Regions from separate parts of the Homo sapiens genome. Here region 2 is linked to region 1. Evidence: read pairs that join two places in POLR2A ChIA-PET (ENCODE). Cell type or tissue: endothelial cell of umbilical vein. All regions are shown on one strand.

Region 1 (2,500 bases):
CTACTCGGGAGGCTGAGGCAGGAGAATTGCTTGAACCCAGGAGGTGGAGGTTGTAGTGAGCCGAGATCATGCCATTGCACTCCAGCCTGGGCAACAGAGCGAGACTCCATCTCCAAAAAAAAAAAAAAAAACCAAACATTTATTTTTAACTCCTTTCTCTTTATCTCCAGGGCCTATCCCTTGGTGCAAGCCACCACCATCTTTCTTTCTTTTTTTTTTTTTTTTTGAGACAGAGTCTTGCGCTGTTGCCCAGGCTGGAGTGCAGTGGCGCGATCTCGGCTCACTGCAACCTCCGCCTCCCGGGTTCATGCCATTCTCCTGCCACAGCCTCCCGAGTAGCTAGGACTACAGGCGCCCGCCACACGCCTGGCTAATTTTTTTGAATTTTTAGTAGAGTTGGGGTTTCACCATGTTAGCCAGGATGGTCTTAATCTTCTGACCTCGTGATCTGCCCGTCTCGGCCTCCCAAAGTGCTGGGATTACAGGCGTGAGCCATTGCGCCCCGCCTGCCACCACCATCTTTCACCTTAACTCATCTCTTAACTCATCTCTCCCCATCTTCTTTCTCCCTGCCTTTCCCTCCTTAACATCCCCATGAAAAAATTACAGCACTTTAGACAAATTAACATCTTTCTCATAGTAATAAGGTTTTCCTGAGGGAAGAAGGCATTGAGAGAGAAAAGTACTTCCCTAGAGTCACATAGAGAAATGGCAAATATGATGTTAGAAGCCAGGTTCCTTTTTTAGTGGCAATAAACTCTCTTATTTTCTCAGTTATCTGCTGTGTGTTTTTTTTCTCTCTCTCTTTTTGACTTACTTTCTTTTTTTGAATTAAAAAAGCATTTTATTTTGTGAAGAATTGAGGTATTTGGACCTTCTTGAGTATAGGTGATGCTAACATGCTTTAGTTTAAATTTCATTATCCGACTCCTCCAAACTCAGGGCAAAAAAAAAAAAAAAGTCACAGGGATTGGAAAAGCTACCAGAGGCTCTAAAAACCTGTCAGAAGGAAATGCCTAAACTAGAATGAACAGGCATATCCAAACATTGAGTATTTCCACATTGGAAATCTTTTTTTTTAAGTGGTTTACTAAGCCAGAGTTTAATAATTATGCTAATGAGCATACTTGTTATGAGTTTTACTGTATGTCAGCCAACCACTCTGCATAGTTTTCAAAGTCCTCCCTGTTCTGCACACATCAGCATACCTTACCTCACTCCCTTCACTTCTTGGCATAACTCCCCACCTCTGATCTCTCAGGAAGCTTGTTTTGCTCACAATTTCACCCTTACTCCACACTTAGCTAAATTCTGCATATGTTTCCAGAGCCAGCTTTTGTTCCATGTGATCTATGACACTTACTCAGCTATTATTTTTTTTGTTTTGTTTGTTTTGTTTGAGATAAGGTCTAGCTCTGCTGCCGAGACTAGAAGGCAGTGGCACAATCACAGCTCACTGCATCCTCGACCTCACTGGCTCAAGCGATCCTTGCACCTCAGCCTCCAGAGTAGCTGGAACTATAGGCATGAGCTGCCATGCCTGGCTTTTTTTTTTTTTTTTGTAATTTTTTTGTAAGGATGAGGTTTCCCTGGGTTATCCTGGCTGCCAGCTACTGTGAATTGCACAGATTGCTTTCTTTAAATGCAATTAAATTAAGAGCTGAGAGCTGGGTGCTGTGGCTCACACCTGTAATCCCAGCACTTTGGCAGGTCGAGGCAGGTGGATCACGAGGTCAGGAGATTGAGACCATTCTGGCCAGCATGGTGAAACCCCTGCTCTACTAAAAATACAAAAATTAGCTGGGCATGGTAGTGCATGCCTGTAATCCCAGCTACTCAGGAGGCTGAGGCAGGAGAATCACATGAACCAAGGAGGTAGAGGTTGCAGTGAGCCGAGATTGAGCCACTGCACTCCAGCCTGGGCGACGGAGAGAGACTCCATCTCAAATAAATAAATAAATAAATAAATAAATAAATAAGAGCTGAATGCTATCAAGAAGCAGCTTCTTCACTCCTTCTGGAATCTCTGCCTGGTTCAGCCCGCCTGCCTCCACTCCTGCCTCCACCATGTCCATCAGGGTGACCCAGAAGTCCTACAAGTTGTCCATCTCTGGCCCCCGGGCCTTCAGCAGCCGCTCCTACACGAGTGGGCCCAGTACCTGCATCAGCTCCTCAAGCTCCTCCTGAGTGGGCAGCAGCAGCTTCCAGGGTAGCCTGGGTGGAGGCTATGGTGGGGCCAGCGGCATGGGAGGCATCACTGCCGTCACAGTCAACCAGAGCCTGCTGAGCCCACTTAATCTGGAGGTGGATCCCAACATCCAGGCCTGCGCACCCAAAAGAAGGGGAAGATCAAGACCCTCAGCAACAAGTTTGCCTCCTTCATAGGCAAGGTACGGTTCCTGGAGCAGCAGAACAAGATGCTAGAGACCAAGTGGAGCCTCCTGCAGCAGCAGAAGACAGCTTGGAGCAACATGGACAACATGTTCGAGAGCTACTTCAA
Region 2 (2,500 bases), 250 kb before region 1:
TTTCCAGTCTACCAATAAGCCTCTCAAAGGTATCCTTCATTTATCTTCGTGTTTTTTCTTTTTAGTATTTTTTATTCTTTCTTAGAGTTTACATTTCTCCACTTAAATTACCCATCTGTTCTTGCATGTTATCTATTTTTTACATTAGTACCCTCAGATTTTAATCATAGCTATTTTAAATTCCCTGTCTGTTGATTTCAATGTCTGCGTCATATCTGAGCCTGGTTTTGAGGCTGCTTTATCTTTCTAGATTGTGCGTTTTCTTGCATTTGGTTTGCCTTACAATTTTTTTGTGTGTGTGTGGAAAGCCAGATGTGTCATACTGGGTAATAGGGACAGAGGTATATTGATCTCTAGTGTGAGGTTTTATGCTAATCTGCTAGGTGCTGGGCTGTGTTTAATATCTGAGGTAATTAAGGTGCCAGAGGCTTCAAATTCCTCTAGTGTACTTTTTTTGGTCTCTTCTTCAGTTTTGGCTTCCCGGAGTACTCCTGCTCAGAGAGAGTTTGTGTGTTTCAACCCTAAGGTCATGACTCCTAAGAGTTTCTCATTCCTAGGCAAATGCACACTCAGCCTCTAGCAATTTGTCAGAATTGCCATCTAAGCGTTCTTACCAGTTTGTGAACTCCGGAGGCAGCTGCTTCCAGTGAGCAGATCTCAGCTGGACTCATTTCTGGATTCCAGAATTTTGCAGGGATAATGGGAACAGAGTTTGTTCCTCACGTCTCTGATGGGTCCAAGAAAAGTTGATAATTTTCAGTTTTTCAGTTTGATCTTGTTGTAAGGATGGAAATGACAGCTTCCAAGCTCTTTACACATCAGAGCTGAAACTGGAAGTCTCTTGGCAGAGGAGATATTTCGATAGATACTGCCAAATTGCCATTCAAAACAATTGCAACAGTTTACATTCCCATAAATAATATATGCAATGACTTAAATACAATTAGTTTTAAATAGCTTGAAACAACTAAGAACACTTGCTAGTATTTGACCTTGAGACTGTGGGACAAACCCTAATAGCATGAATATCAGAGAAAGTCTTAAAACTAAGAGGGAGGAATCAGGAGGGGAGGTTGTGTTCTAATGTATTATAAATTTAGCATTCCTCCACTTATGCTCTTTCTTAGTTTCAAAAAAAAAAAGAAGTAATGAGTGAAAACACTGATGGTGCTAATGAATTGGTGGGTTTGCATGTACCTAGCCTCACACATATAAAATGCGTCAGAATTTTCCATGAGTCAGGAATCACAATTGAAATTCCTGACCTTGGTCTGGCTCCAGGAGGGAACGTAGCTTCTTCGCTATTGTATGCATGCAGCTGACTTCTTCTATACAGGAAGTAATCCTTGATGGTTTCAAACTGTGCCTCTTCTCTCTTTTTTAAAACAAAAATGTGCTCCATTAAAATTTCTCTTAATCTCTTTGATTACAGCCAGAGAAATAATAAGTGCTTTTTCCCTTACCTGTCCTTGTAGAGATGATGATGCAGCAGTGAGTTGATTTTTTTTTTTCCCACATGAATGTTATTTTTCCATAAGTCCTTTTTCTGTGAGTGGAAAATTCACTTCAAAATCCAGTAAATGGTTTTTTAAAGTCAGCAAGGGGCAAAACCCTAACAAACCAATGATCTTTCTATTGACCACAATCCTTCAACTTTTATTCTTACCTTGTTGGAAATTTTATCCTGGAATTTGATAATCTTTAGTATAAAGTAAAATAATTGAAAAAGAAAGGTCTGATACATATTTGAGGGTCAAAATGTTCAAAAAAAAATAAGTCAAATAGTTTGGTGTAATAGAGCCATCTTAACTCAAGCTTTAGTTACCCCAAAAGTGACTGAAGAGAAGACTGTCTTAAATGGGCTATTTCATTATTGTTAAAAGCTACAGTTTCATTTGTTCACTCACTCTGGTATAAATATCTACTAATGGTAAATGAACTCTCTGTTCTAAAGAATGTAAAAAGGCTCTCCATCCTTGATAACAATAAGCTATGGACAGGAAATGAAATATGAAGCAAAGCCAAAACTCTTCTTTCAGCTTTGTTTTGTTAAGCTCTGTTCTCATAAGATATTGTCAGTCACAATGAAATGTGACTTTACTAAATGTTATCATTTAATAACATAGAGGATATAAAAATAAAACTTCACCCCCAGGTGCTGAGATTGGGACAAACTGAAGAAGTTATTTCCACATTTACATGATATTATTGCTATAAACAGTATTGAAAACTGTCTAATATTCAAGTTTCTTTTTAAAAACAATTCAAGTTCAATCCCTCTGACCATAGAATTATATCTGTTTTGTAGTTTAAAGCATCATCCAATACAAATTCAAACTTTCATCTGCATTCACTGATCCAATTCTTTAGACACTATTTTTTTTTTACTAAAAACAATTTAAGAACATAAAAATTTGAAGTAAATATGAATTATTATTTTTTAAAGAGTCCATGTAGTCACAAAAAGTAAACTCAGTGATCCAAATGAAAGCTTATAGAT

The links. ChIA-PET counts read pairs that join two places held together with the same protein. Peaks named below come from ENCODE experiments on the same cell type or tissue, not always from the same donor. Only the 100,000 strongest peaks of a DNase experiment are listed, where the experiment ranks them.
Region 2: POLR2A ChIA-PET joins it to region 1 with 11 read pairs; 2 of 35 experiments call an interaction of 5 or more read pairs at or near these places.

What each region holds. Positions count from the first base shown.
Region 1 is chr6:134,298,264-134,300,763 of GRCh38, reverse strand. The region is part of intron 1 of SGK1 (serum/glucocorticoid regulated kinase 1); the gene reads left to right. It also overlaps the pseudogene KRT8P42. Among named protein-coding and RNA genes, the nearest start is that of SGK1, 19 kb to the left of the region's middle. In endothelial cell of umbilical vein, no CTCF peak of the experiment used is centred here; a DNase peak (open chromatin) is centred at 1,323; H3K27ac peaks cover 1,149 bases.
Region 2 is chr6:134,549,571-134,552,070 of GRCh38, reverse strand. No RefSeq gene overlaps it. Among named protein-coding and RNA genes, the nearest start is that of LINC03002, 11 kb to the right of the region's middle. In endothelial cell of umbilical vein, no CTCF peak of the experiment used is centred here; DNase peaks (open chromatin) are centred at 690, 1,250 and 2,060; H3K27ac peaks cover 2,317 bases.